3 separate regions of the Homo sapiens genome follow, and all the other regions are linked to region 2. The links are chromatin contacts, found by Hi-C in ENCODE. All regions are on one chromosome and are shown on one strand. The core of a region is the stretch at or near the end of the contact, and the rest is flanking DNA. Distances in the headings are between cores, read along the strand shown. Region 1 has its middle 31 kb from the start of ZNF648. Region 2 holds the start of QSOX1 (quiescin sulfhydryl oxidase 1). Region 3 holds the start of TOR3A (torsin family 3 member A).

Region 1 (4,404 bases), core at 276-2,775, 1.9 Mb after region 2:
ATAACACACCCGGAGCTGTCATCTCCTATGATGACAATGCTCTTATGGAATACCTCCTGAAAGGCCTGCCTGAGGCTGACAGTTAACTTTTCTTATAAGTAGAAGGAATGCACTCTAAAATAATGATAAAAAGTATAATACAGTAAATATATGAACCAGTAACAGTCGTTTATTATCATTTTGAAGTATTATGTATTGCACATAATCATGTGTGCTACCTTTTTATATGACTGGCAGCATGGTAGGTTTGTTTACACCAGCATCACAACAAACATGTGAGTAATACATTGCGGTACAGTGTTACAATGGCTTTGTCGCTAGGTGATAAGAATTTTTCAGCTCCATTATAATCTTATGGGACTAATGTCATATATGTAGTCCATCGATGATCAAAATGTCATTATGGGGCACATGACTATAAATGTACCTCTTGAGGACTGGCCTTTCTGACAGCTTTTTTTTTTAGTTTTGAGGATCAAACCCTTGGGGCCATTGATTCATTGGATCATTCAGCAAATGATCAAATGGGTAATTTGCGGTACAATCTAAGCAAAGGAAAACCTGAAGATGTCCATTTCTTCAAGGAAGCTCTAATCTGGAACAGCAATAAATTCTCTACGCAAAAGAGAAACACTCAAGGCAGTAAGGTAACAGCTCTGAAAGTGCTAAAAATATGGAGGGGAGCGAGCGATAACTTGTATGGTCACCATTGACCTTGCTGATGCAGAAATAAATCATCTTTACTCTTCATTCTCTTGAATTCTCACCTACCCTGCCACCTCATCCAAAATTTGTTAATTCTATGTGCAAAACATCTTTCAAATCCACCCCTCTCTCTTCATCCTCACTGCCCCCATCCTAGTCCACATCAATGCCAGTCTTCTGATTTTCCTGTCCCTAGTCTGATCTTCTCCCAATGCACTCTGCAGAGTGACCTTTATGAAATGTAGATCTGATTATGCCACGTTCCCACTTTAAAAGCCTCTAGAGGTGTGAACCTCTAGAGTCTTCTAGAATCTGACTTCCATTCTCTGTCCAGCTTTATTTCTTGCTGGACTACTCTATGCTCCAGCCATATTGGTCAAAAATTGTTTTAGTTTCTGGAACCTATGGTGATCCTCTCACCGAGGCCTGCTATTTTCTCTTACTGGAACTCTGTCCCCTCCCCTGGGCACCCTCCCGCCTCTGGCCTAGCGAATTCCTTCCATCTTCCGGTCTCAGTTCCTCCAAGAAACCTTCTCACCTAACCCGTCCGGTCAGGGTACTTTCCTTACCTAACACCCACTCCCTCGTTTACTTCTCTTTGGCTGGACTGAAGTTGGGCAGGGCAGGGGCTAGTCTGCCTTCTTCTGGGCCCAACCCTCCCGGCCGGCACCACAGGCATTACAGGTACTCTGTGCACTCAGGCTGCGCAGACCCGCAGCTTCCTATCCTGTAGCTCACTTTCCTCTGAGGCGGGCTGGAGGCGGAGCTTGTCCGCTGGGGGTGGGGCTCAAAGCTGGGGCGGGGATACGGAGCAAAACTTAAGAGGAAGATGAGAAGCCTGGTTGGCCAGGAGGCTTATCTGTCAGGACAGGGGGCGGGGCCTGGGGGGCCGTACCTTTGCTTACCGCGAGTGGGCGGGGCAGGTTTTACCGCCGCGGCCCATCAGCGAAGATCGCTGAGCGGCGCCCGCCTTGCGGGCCTCCAGGACCCGGCCGCCGCCATCCGGTGGGAAGCCGGGTGGCCTGCGGGTGAGGGGGGCGAGGCGGACGGAGGGCACCACACCCCCCGGGGGGCGGGGCGGGCGGAGAGCACCCTACATCCGGGAGCCGGGGCGGCGCCTGGAGAGCGGAGCAGGCAGCGCTTTCTGCCCGCTGAGTGGGTCAGGCGCCGCCCCCTTGTGGTCTCGGCCTGCGGGCAGCCCTTTGGAGCGCGCGGGAACCGGACGCCCGCCCGAGGAGAGAGGATCCAGGAGACCACTCCGGGCGGGATCCGCGGAGCCTGGGGCCGGGCGGTTGGCCCACATTATAAGAGGGCCTGCGTTGCTTCTACCTCAAAGGCTTTAGGGTGTTTGTTAATTCCCCGCCCCCCAACCTGATGATGCTCCAGGTATTTACAGGCAGGTGCCCCATAGGCTGTTTACTGGGAAGCAGAATTGGTGGACTCCGTTCGGGGATATGAGGAAAGATCCATAAGCAGAGAGAATAAAGCCTTTGCACTTACATTTTACTTCTCTTATCCCTCACCTCTACCACCTTTCCCCTTGACCCCCAATGGGCTGCAGGTCACATCATCTTGTCCTTGATATATTCAGAAAATAGAAGCCCCTCAAACAACTTAGAAGCAGTCCCCGCATGTCACCAAATAATAGACCACAGCTGGCATGTGAATGCTACCAGTTAGAGATGTGTAGTAGTTTGTAATTTCCTCATGAATAGTTCAAACTAGAGATTTCTAAATTATTACTAAATTTTAGTATTAATCTAAATATTGTTAATAGATTTTTGTATTATTACTAAATGCATAATCTTTGGAGCAGAAGTTGTGGGAAAAGAAGATTTGGACAAATACCTGACAAGTTACCCGGTATTTTACTTTCTTTGAAGCAATTAAAGAGGTCTGTGTCTTGTCTTGAATAATTAATTTACTTAGGTTGCTGTTTAAAATGCTTTTAAATTTTCAAAACACATCTGTGAGGAGAGGTCTCCACATCTTCAGTTGAAAACTGGAAGAAGCAAAAGGAATAGAGTGTTTATCTTTGAAAAAAGCACACCTAACTAAAATAATAATAAAAAATATGCAGGTGGATAGAAACTCAACAGCTTTCTTCATAGGGTTTGAAACCATAACTGAAGGAAAGGCTATCTGCCATCTCCACTTTGTCTGCTTCTTCAGTCATCTCTCATTATTCAACTTACCTTCTAGTCAGGTCAAATTACAGTTTCTCCAGACTCATATTGCTTTCATATATCTCTTTGTCTTTGTACATAATACTCCTTTACCTTCCTAATGCTTATTTTACCTTCGAAATTCAGCCAATGTATCAACTCTCCTAGAAAGTTCCATTATCTTTCCTCCAAGTACAGGTCTTTCCACTGTACTACCATCGAGTTCTGGGATGCTTCTCCTTGGTGGCATTTTTTATACCGTGATATAATTCTCTCTTTACTTATTCCTGTATCAAGTTGTTAGGGCAATGCCTTTATCTCAATATTCTGTAAATGTAGCATGGACGGATTGATGATGGACAGACAGGTGGGCGAGGGAATAGCTACAAGGATGGACATATACGTGGGAGAAAAGGGACGGACAAATGTATAAATAGATGTTTTAAGGTTGGGTAGGTGAGTGGATGGAACTAAAGCTTGGAGAGTAAATCTTGATGAAGACTTGTTGGGAAACAAGAAGATCTTGATATGATGAACTCAAGGAGGTTGATGGAAAGGGGTGGGGGATAGTTGAGGATCGGTCATTGAAACCATTATTTCTTTTGGAAAAATATTGAGAAAACATGTACTAAAGTTAATAAATGCTACTTTGTGAGGAAAAGATGATATTAGTTTGATATTCTTAGTATTTAAAGTGTAAAGGACTAACATTTCCCTCTCCTATTTAGTCTCCATTTCTTTCTTAATCTCTAGTGTAAGCATTATTTAAAAGTTATTTGTTATAGTAAATATCTGGACATTCTCATCAGTGTGGTTATTCTTAAAAGTTGTCGGCAGGGTGCTATGGCTCACGCTTGTAATCCCAGCACTTTGGGAGGCCGAGGCAGGTGGATCACGAGGTCAGGAGATCGAGACCATCCTGGCCAACATGGTGAAACCCCGTCTCTACTAAAAATACAAAAATTAGCTGGGCGTGGTGGCGTGCGCCTGTAGTCCCAGCTACTCAAGAGGCTGAGGCAGGAGAATCGCTTGAACCCAGGAGGCGGAGGTTGCAGTGAGCCGAGATCGCGCCACTGCACTCCAGCCTAGGTGACAGAATGAAACTCCGTCTCAAAAAAAAAAAAAAAAAAAAAGTTGTCTAAAGTATTTTATTGTTGTTGCCTAAACTAATTGACTTCTGTGCTTTTGGTCCTTGAAAACACTGTTTTAATAGTTACACTTTTTTCTGTAATAATACTTTACATGTGTTAAAAGAAAAACTTTAGACAAATTAAATTTACCAGTTTATTTGAGCAAAGAATGACTCAGGAATCATGCATCACTGAGAACCAAAAGTTCAGAGTGCTGCACAGTGTGAGCAATGGACTTTTATAGGCCCAACACAGAAGCAGAGGAGAGGAATCACCTGATTGGTTGGGCATGGTGGCTGATGCCTGTAATCCCAGCAACTCGATAGACTTACTAGGGAGGATTGCTTGAGCCCAGGAGTTTGAGGCTGCAGTGAGCTGTGATCACACCACTGCACTCCAGCCTG
Region 2 (4,346 bases), core at 1,179-3,678:
TGTATTCTTTGCCATTTCTGATGCTCTGAAACAGATATTCAAACAAGCAAGTCTTTATGTATTTATCTGGAGTGTCTTTCTCAAGCACTCAGCATGTTCAGTAGACATTTGTCTCCTTAATTTCTAGGCCCATGGGAAAGATAACTACAACACTGTTTAACAACAGAGACATTTGAAGGTACAAAACTTTACTGGAACCTGATCCAGCCGCTGCAGTACTTCCAACCCATAGAATCCAGCGTTACTAGAGGACCGTCCATTCTGGTTCCAGAGGCTGCTAGGAGCGAGAAAAGTTGGAGAGCAGAAGCTGTACAGGGACTGAGTCCCGGGGAGGAGTACCCAGCAACTGGAATTGGCTGCGTCATGGGGAGGAGAGTTAGCAAGGTACTAACACTCCAATTGGCTAACACATAATTTCTCTATGCAGCTTAAGACTTCAGGCAGACAGATATGAACACATGAAGGGAGTAAAAACTCCAACCTCTGGACCACTTCCTGGAGTGCTCCTAACCCAGACTCCCACAGGGCTTCCTCCCATACTTCATTTAGGTCTTTGGCTCAAATGTTACCTCTTTAGAACTGCCTCAAGACTGGGGCAAGAGGAGCCCCAGTCTAGGGCTCTGAGCACCTGATTCTCTTCCGTCCATGTTCCTTTCCATAGGGCAAGAAATCCCACGGGCCAACGGGATGTACTCACTCAGAGCTCTTGCCCCTCTCCTTTTTAGAGCATACTGTGAGTTCCTGGGACCCTAGAAAATAGTGCCGCAATAGCAACAGGTCACCAGCTACAGGCTGCCTCAGCCTTTTCCCAAGGTCTATCCTCCTGAGGAGCAAGGGGTGGTCAAGGGGAGGCTATTTGCAGGTGTGGACAAAACTCTGATGTGCAGATGTCGTTGTTATAGGTGTGGGCAAAAGGCCATTTGAAGTATGGGACAGAGCTGGGGTGCCAAGAGAAGAAGGAAGGCTGAGGGCCAAGGACATGTTCCCCCTCCAAAGCACTACATTCGAGGGCGTATCTCAGAAGGGTCCAAGAATCCTAAACTTAAATGTGGCCTTCCAGATTATGATGAAGGTATACATGTCAAGATAAAAGGATAGGAATTTTACATCACCGTTTAATTTGTAGTTTTAAAATATGTAGACATGATATGTGGGCCTCCATTTGTACTACTGACTCAGTTCTTGCAAATATTAAGGGTAGACCTGTCCCTGATCTTCGTGTGTAAAATAGCACCTCCTCTGCCACTCTATTCTTACCCCAGTCTACATTTCTTCATAACATCGGTCACCATCTGATCTACATTTACTTATGTATCATCTCTTTACCCCCACTGGAATGTAAGTTCCACGTCCCTAGAGTCTATATTTTGTTTACTGCCTTATCCTTATACCTAAACAAGTGCCTGGCATGACACCACTCAGTAAAACTTGAATAAATGAATAACAAATCTAGGCTCAAAGCTCTTACAGGTGAAAGGGGCTAACCTGGCAGTCACAAAGGAAAAATATCACTGTGACAACCGTCTGAGGAGCACCTTCTCCCCTTAAAATAACTCACTCAAAACAGTGGAGCTGCAAAGGTGACCAGAGAAAATCCATTAACACCTTAGTGCCCATGACACCAGGTGAGTTGATCGGGCTACTTGCGAGAGGGACATGTGAGTGAGCGTGGAGAGCTCTGAGTAGGCTGAAGAGCTGGATGTGGGGGATCTGGGCTGCTGGGAACCCCGAATGTTGGAATCGCCCTGACAACCTTATGAGGGTGGTCAGATATGGGTCCTGAGGAAACTGATTCCACGGCAACTGCCCGCCAACCCAGCACACCCCACAGTGAAGAGGGGCTTCTGATCCATGAGTAGGGCCCCTCAAATGATGTTCCCCTTTAGATGGTCATGGTCATCAGCAGGGGTGGGTGCATCGATCCTGTGGGGTCTTGGTGGTCGCAGACCAAGCGTCCCTCTTCTCACATCTAATTCACAACGTCTCATCGCTCCGCGGGAGCCCAGGAACTGCCCTACAACAGCCGAAATCCGGGTCGTCTATTCCAACGGACTCCTCTTCCGTTGGATACGGGGGCCGTGAGAGGCCAAACAACCTCCGCGAGGCTACCCCCGCAGCGACCGCTCGGCGGGCGCTCCATTCCTTTACCGGACTGTACACCTCGCCTCCTGGGGCCTGAGGCGGGAACCCGGGTCGCGCTGCTCCGAGGCCTCGGCGGACCGCGAAAGGATGGCTCACCACCCGGCCAGGGCCAGCCCCTGCAACAAGCTCAGCCCCGCCCGCTCCCGCGCCCAGGAGCGGCCGGCGGGGCGGGGTGGCTGGGCCGGCCTCGGGGGCGGGGGCTCGGGGGCGGGGGCTCAGGGGCGGGGCCACGTGGCTCCTCCTTGCGGGCGGAGGCAGGCGGTGCCGCGGCGCCGGGACCCGACTCATCCGGTGCTTGCGTGTGGTGGTGAGCGCAGCGCCGAGGATGAGGAGGTGCAACAGCGGCTCCGGGCCGCCGCCGTCGCTGCTGCTGCTGCTGCTGTGGCTGCTCGCGGTTCCCGGCGCTAACGCGGCCCCGCGGTCGGCGCTCTATTCGCCTTCCGACCCGCTGACGCTGCTGCAGGCGGACACGGTGCGCGGCGCGGTGCTGGGCTCCCGCAGCGCCTGGGCCGTGGAGTTCTTCGCCTCCTGGTGCGGCCACTGCATCGCCTTCGCCCCGACGTGGAAGGCGCTGGCCGAAGACGTCAAAGGTGAGAAGCGGGGGCGGCCCGCTCCCCCGTGCCCCGCCGCCCGGACCCCTCCACCTGCCCGGTGGGCAGCCTCCTACTCCGGGAGCGCGTCCCTCTTCCAGTCACCTCCGCCCACCTCTTCCTCTCCGCGCATCCCACGCCCACCACCTTCATGTTTCTCAGCTCCATTTTTGCCTCCCGCTCCCTTGCCTTTTCCTCTTGGCCCTCATCCCGAGCTTCTTTCCCTCTCCGCGGCCTGGGCCCCCAGACCTGCCCTGCTCGCCCGGTTCGTCCCCCGCCAGGTTACTGCCTCCTTCCCTGCGAGAGGTCTCCTTTGTTCCTTCCTCCGCATGGTCCGCTGACACCTTACCGTTTCCTGGGCCAGCCTTGTGGCAGTCCTCTTCCTCTCGTCCAGGGACCCATGTCATCTTCCTGCCAGGTTCCCTAGCTGCTGTGGGTCAGTGCTGGGGAGAAAAGGGAACGGACATCCATTTTGCCTCCCTGCCACCTTTCTCCACTCCCTCGACTGGTTGACCAGGTGGTACATAGACTTCCTTTCTCATTTTTGTCTTTGATGTGGGTATGTCCACCTGGCAGTTTTCCTATCTCTGTTCCGGGCCTCTCCTGACCTGCCGCCTCCAGCTCCTTAGCTTCTGGGCCACATCCTTCTCTCTCTTCCCCCGCTCAGACCCTTATATTTTAAACCCATGCACCCAGAGGCCTTTGGTGCGTGTTTGGCTCTTGCTCCATGTTCCCAATCCCTGGTTGGGGCACCAAAACTATATTTCCTGAATTCCAAGACACCATCAACTGTGAGACACACTGTTCATTTTATGACAGCCCAAGGGGTAGAAGGATAGGAAAAAACCACTACATGTATAAAGATTTGAAGGTGAACTCTATTACAGAAATGCTAAAATTTTGAAACACTTAAGACTTAGAGTCGAGGAAATATGGTAATAATAGTAATTAATATTTACGGAGCACCTATCATTTCAGGCACCTTACTAAGTACTCGGCATACATTGTCTCATAGTTTCCTTTCCACAATTTAAAGATTCCTGTGGTGTCACACATCCACCTAATCCAGGTAGTGGGTATTTGGCGGGCAGGAGTGGTATAGTGATAGTGATTTGTTCCTGACTTGCTGCCTCTGAATGGAGTTACTTCCTGACTCTGGTGCTAGGTCGCTAGCACGGCCTCCTACCCTGAAATGGTCATTGAATGAGAACTGTGGGCATCTTTGGAAATAGGCCTTTTTCTAGAGAAAGGGGAACTGGAACCATTGTTCCACTGTTGGTATTTCTTGATAAATTCAACTCTTTGTGGTAGAACAGTGCCTTTGTAGATGTTAGTTTTCAGACTCACCCTCCTCTTTTCCTGAGCAGCTTGCAGATTGGTTTCTGAAGAGGCGAGATGGAACCATGTGTACATCTTTTAGCCATATGGTCCTGGAAAATTATTTTTAAATGAAACTTATAAGCTGTTTTGACCTCCAGTTTACACTTGCCTACATGCCTCACTGGTCCCATTAGCTGAACGTGCCTTTCTGAGCAGTGCTTCACACCATTTCAACACATTTGGTCAGGGGAGGAGTGATGTCAACACATCTGGTCAGGGGAGGAGGGAGGAAGA
Region 3 (4,837 bases), core at 117-2,616, 1.1 Mb before region 2:
CCCTGCCTAATTTTTTTTGGTTTTCCAATAAGCACTGTGGTGTATGTGCTGTTAACTGTCTCCGGTGGACTCCGCAAGCTCGATGTACACAGTGCTGGGCTGGTGCCATGGCTGCTACTCTATGAAAAGTTTTTGACATCACACTGAATGGCTGAGACACTATAAACATTTTACTTTTCAACTCAACCTCGTGTCCTAGCAAAGGTGCTTTATCTAGTTTCTGTAGCTGTTCGAATGAAAGGCACAAATTTGGTGAGCTGCTGAGAATGGAGCAGACCTGGCACGGTGTGATCTAAGAGACTGGGGTGAACAGATGAATCAAGTTGCCTGTGACATTTGTGAGACACGGTGCTAGTATTCACCTTACTGTCTGGAGGGCCCAACCTCAAAGCCACTAAACATATGACATTAGCCAAGTCCTCTGATCTCTCTAGACAGCAGTTTTCTCCTAAGACAAGACGGCTTTTTGGCTTGGCTGAAGTAAGCCAGGTGATTTTAAACAATGCATTAAGCTCTTCTGAAATCTAACAGCCTTGTTCCATGCTCCTCGCTATGGAGAAGAGAGCGCTGAGGGAAAGAGGCCCTGTAGTCTTTTGCCAATGGTGTCGGATGGGCTGCTCAGTCCCAGCACTTGAAAGTTGCAAACCTAGTCAAGAAAGTGCACACAGTACTTCGGATTTTTATGAGATATAATTACATTGACATGACGCCTCATGATTTACCCATGACTCGGGGGGTTTCCAAACTCCAAACACCTCCAGACTGGAGCCCGTCAATCAGCTTCCTCTTGCTTTTCGTGGACTCCCACTGTGGAAACCTGCTGGTGTTTTGCTGCGGTTTCATTTCCCTCTGCGGAGGAGCCAGGGCAACCTTGGCCAGACAGGCACCTAGCTGTGCCCTTCTTTCCAGGGCCTCTTCTCCACTCAGCTGACTCCCCTGGCCTGCCTAACGCTCCTGACTGAGACGGTTTTCCGGCTTCCTCTAACAGGTTGGCGGGAAGTTGATCTGCAAACGCGAGGCAAAGCAGGAGTGTCCTTATTCGGTAGGCCTCTGATGGGCCACCAGAGCCGTCCGAAAGTCCTAGCGGAGTGATTGACAGTGGCCATTTCAAAGCCTGAGTTCACCTTCTTTGCAACCACAATCACGACCCAGAATAAACTGCTTCCTGGAAGCCGGCTAGTTGCACCTGGCCTGAAGTCAGTCTCGGGACTGCCTCTCAGGACCCCAGACAGGGTTTCGGGTTCCCGCCTGGGTCACGTGTACGGAGGCTGCCAGTGCGCACTCAGCCCGGCCCGCCGGTCGCCACAGCAACACCAATCCCGGGTTCAAGCCCGCCTAGGAAGTGCGGTCCCCGCCTGACCGCCCCGGGCTTAAGGGAGCCTGGCTAGGCCGGCAGCCGGATGGTCCCGCAGCTCGGGGCCGGCCATGCTTCGCGGTCCGTGGCGCCAGCTTTGGCTCTTTTTCCTGCTGCTGCTCCCGGGCGCGCCTGAGCCCCGCGGCGCCTCCAGGCCGTGGGAGGGAACCGACGAGCCGGGCTCGGCCTGGGCCTGGCCGGGCTTCCAGCGCCTGCAGGAGCAGCTCAGGGCGGCGGGTGCCCTCTCCAAGCGGTACTGGACGCTCTTCAGCTGCCAGGTGTGGCCCGACGACTGTGACGAGGACGAGGAGGCAGCCACGGGGCCCCTGGGTAAGACCCCGTCCCCACGGTCCGCCGTTCGCTGCGGAGCAGAGTGCGATCCGGGCGCGGCTGTGGTCGCCTCGCTCCTGTCCGGGGCGACATCTGGGCCCGCAGTCCTGCTCTGCTCAGCCGCCGGTACCGGCTGTGGGCGGGGGCAGCCTCCGCGGAGCAGGGAGCCCCATCACCGCCCTTGCCCCACCCGCGTCCCCTGCGCACCCCCCTGGCGCCCGGCTTCCCGTCCCCCGCCTCCCCTGATCCCTGCGCTTTCCAGATTCTCTCGCACCGCCTGTGCCATCTCCCAGCCCACCCTGGCGTTATTCGAAGGTGTTGCTCTTGACAGCTCTAGGGAACGTCCGCTGTGGACATGCCTGGTGACTGCCGTCTCCCTTGCTGCTTTTGGACGCAGGGCTTGAGGACCGACAGTGGGCCGAGTCGGGGCTGGGAGTTAGAATCTGAGTTCTGGGTGTCCCTCTGTCCCTGACAAGTTGTGTGGCAAGGTTGCCGCATCACTGTAGAGCACCGGATGGTCTCCTCTCGGTCTCACAGCTCCTCCTTTTCCAGGCTGGCGCCTTCCTCTGTTGGGCCAGCGGTACCTGGACCTCCTGACCACGTGGTACTGCAGCTTCAAAGACTGCTGCCCTAGAGGGGATTGCAGAATCTCCAACAACTTTACAGGTTGGACCCCGCATGGCTTCAAGGGGCTAGGGATCTGTGGGGAGGGGAGGCAGTCCAGGGGAAATGGTTAGATGCAAGGGACCTTTCGTCATCCTGCCCAGCCTCCCGACAAGCAGGAACTGCCACAGTCTGACTGAAGTTTTGAGGGAGTACCAAATGCTTGAGTCAGGGAAGCCCCTTTTTAGCCTCTAGCTTAATAGCCCAGGCAAACTGAGCTGTTTGTCAGGCCCAGAGCACCTTGTTTCACTCTAAACAGAAACAGCTACCTCTCAGAGGGGGCTGGAACTATCCAGAGAGAACTGATCAGAAATTCTGGGTTGTGATTAAAAGTGTCCCTTTCTTTTCTTTTTTTTTTTTGAGACGGAGGCTTGCTCTGTCACCCACACTGGAGTGCAGTGGTGCGATCTCAGCTCACTGCACCCTCCGCCTCCTGGGTTCAAGCAATTTTCCTGCCTCAGCCTCCCGAGTAGCTGGGATTACAGGTGCCTGCCACCACGTCCGGCTAATTTCTGTATTTTTAGTAGAGGCGGGGGGGGGGGGGGGGGGCGGGTTTCACCATGTTGGCCAGGCCGGTCTCGAACTCCTGACCTTGTGATTTGCCTGCCTTGGCCTCCAAGAGTGCTGTGATTACAGGCGTGAGCCACTGTGCCATGGCAACCAGTATTTTCTAATTAGTTTGGGTTGCTTGATTTGCATATCGCAGTTGATTTGCATTTTCACTCTCACAAGGTGATCTTTGGCCCCATGTTCTGAAACCTGTTCAGACATTTGCAAAAGCTTCCTCTCTTTTCCCCAGGAGCAATTTCTTGCCCAGAGTTCTCCTGATCCCAGGTCCTTCAATCTCCATAAATGAGGCCCACCCCAGATATTTAGGTCACTTAATTGGCCAAAATGCCAATAACACAGTGTGTTTAGGGACACAGTCTGGCTCAGGACAGAAGATAGGACTACATACAGGTCAGGAAGTCTTAATTTGGATCACTGCTGACTTGGATAAGACCCTAGGTAGCAATTAGCAAGTTACTTTCTGTCCTCAACATGCCTTTTGTTCGACAAGGGCCTGGATATCCAAATTGTTCTGGCCAGCGGATTGGAGACCCCTCCTAGTCGTGCCTCTTCCTTGCTGGCAAACTGAAGAGTCCTTCCCAAGTGTCCGTTTCCTCAGCTGTATTTTATTTTATTTTTTTTACTTATTTATTTTGAGACCAAGTCAGTCTCTGTCACCTAGGCTGGAGCAATCTCGTCTCACTGCAAACTCTGCCTCCCAGGTTCAAGCGATTCTCTTCCCTCAGCCTCCCGAGTGGCTGGGATTATAGGTGCCCACCACCATGCCCAGCTAATTTTTGTATTTTTAGTAGAGAGGGGGTTCACCATGTTGGCTAGGCTGGTCTCGAACTCCTGACCTCGTGATCCGCCCGCCTCAGCCTCCCCAAGTGCTGGGATTACAGGCGGGAACCACCTCGCCCAGCCAGTTTCCTCAGCTTTAAATGGGAATAATAATGCCTGCCTTGCAGAATTGTGAAGACCAAATGTAAAACACTTAGCCCAGTTCTGAATACAGAGAAAAAAGCAGCAAATGTTAATTTTCTTCTATGTCACTACTACTTTTGGAGCAATGTGTGATGCCCTCAATGTTTTATCATAGACCTTGACCTCCCAAGGCTCCAGAATACCTGCTCTGGGCTGGCTTAAGGTGTTCAACCAATTGATCCTGGATTTGGAATGCTCACCCACAGCTGGCCGCACACCCTGCCTGTCTGCACTGTGGCTCCTGGTAGCGCCATCTCCAAATCCTACAACCTCACGTCTGACAGGAGGAAGTTAGACCTAGCAGAAGGCTTTGCACACTGGAGCTGCTCTCACCAAGTGTTGGCTGAATTGAATGAGAATGAATAAAATCAGGCTTCTCCATAAAACAGGGAGCCCTGAAACCAAGGGATGGGAGCAGCCTCAGGACATGGGGGACAGGGTTCCTCCCTAGACAGGTCTGTGCCAACTGTTCTGGGTATCTGCAGGATCTTTAGGAAGGGTGATTCCACTCTCCCTGAGTCCCATCTTGATTTCCCAAACTCTTCAAAAAGTAGTCCTTGAGGCTGGGCGCAATGGCTCACGCCTGTAATCCCAGCACTTTGGGAGGCCGAGGTGGGCGGATCTCGAGGTCAGGAGTTCAAGACCAGCCTAGCCAACCTGGTGAAACCCGTCTCTACTAAAAATACAAAAATTAGCTGGGTATGGTGGTGGGCACCTGTAATCCCAGCCACTCGGGAGGCTGAGGCAGGAGAATCGCTTGAACCAGGGAGGCGGAGGTTGCAGTGAGCTGAGATTGCGCCACTGCACTCCAGCCTGGTGACAGAGCAAGACTCCATCTCAAAAAAAAAAAAAAAAAGAAAGTAGTCCTTGAATCCCTTCTGCTACAAAGTCTGCCCTCTGGCTTCTTATTCTAAGGCCAAACAGGAGGAGTAACTGATTCCACCCGAGAGAGATTCA

What was found. Hi-C counts contacts between places; a loop is a spot of excess contacts on that map. Pooled maps may share reads with other maps.
Region 1: a map of B cell shows a loop between it and region 2 (19-fold over the local background). The contact joins the enhancer-like site here to the promoter of QSOX1 in region 2. A Hi-C loop is called at or near these places in 4 of 168 maps with a recorded cell type or tissue (B cell, CD4-positive, alpha-beta T cell and naive thymus-derived CD4-positive, alpha-beta T cell) and 10 of 50 pooled maps.
Region 3: a pooled map shows a loop between it and region 2 (17-fold over the local background). The contact joins the promoter of TOR3A here to the promoter of QSOX1 in region 2. A Hi-C loop is called at or near these places in 1 of 168 maps with a recorded cell type or tissue (posterior vena cava), 3 of 37 single-sample maps with no recorded cell type and 10 of 50 pooled maps.

What each region holds. Positions count from the first base shown.
Region 1 is chr1:182,028,211-182,032,614 of GRCh38, forward strand. No RefSeq gene overlaps it. Among named protein-coding and RNA genes, the nearest start is that of ZNF648, 31 kb to the right of the region's middle. RefSeq lists a silencer at 1,518-1,907. Within about 2 kb of position 1,526, at least 30 of the 41 ENCODE cell types and tissues checked have a DNase peak (open chromatin) inside an H3K27ac peak, as active enhancers do; they include B cell, where a contact is called at or near this core.
Region 2 is chr1:180,152,441-180,156,786 of GRCh38, forward strand. QSOX1 (quiescin sulfhydryl oxidase 1) reads left to right here and starts at 2,429. Exons shown (of 12, transcript NM_002826.5): 1 at 2,429-2,732. The coding sequence starts at 2,468. LOC105371636 (a long non-coding RNA gene) reads right to left here and starts at 2,398. Exons shown (of 2, transcript XR_001738314.3): 1 at 1,559-2,398; 2 at 168-749. RefSeq lists a silencer at 2,104-2,423 and an enhancer at 2,604-2,703.
Region 3 is chr1:179,080,704-179,085,540 of GRCh38, forward strand. It overlaps TOR3A (torsin family 3 member A), which reads left to right and starts at 1,367. Exons shown (of 6, transcript NM_022371.4): 1 at 1,367-1,684; 2 at 2,237-2,350. The coding sequence starts at 1,426. RefSeq lists silencers at 1,342-1,631, 1,772-1,941, 2,932-2,991.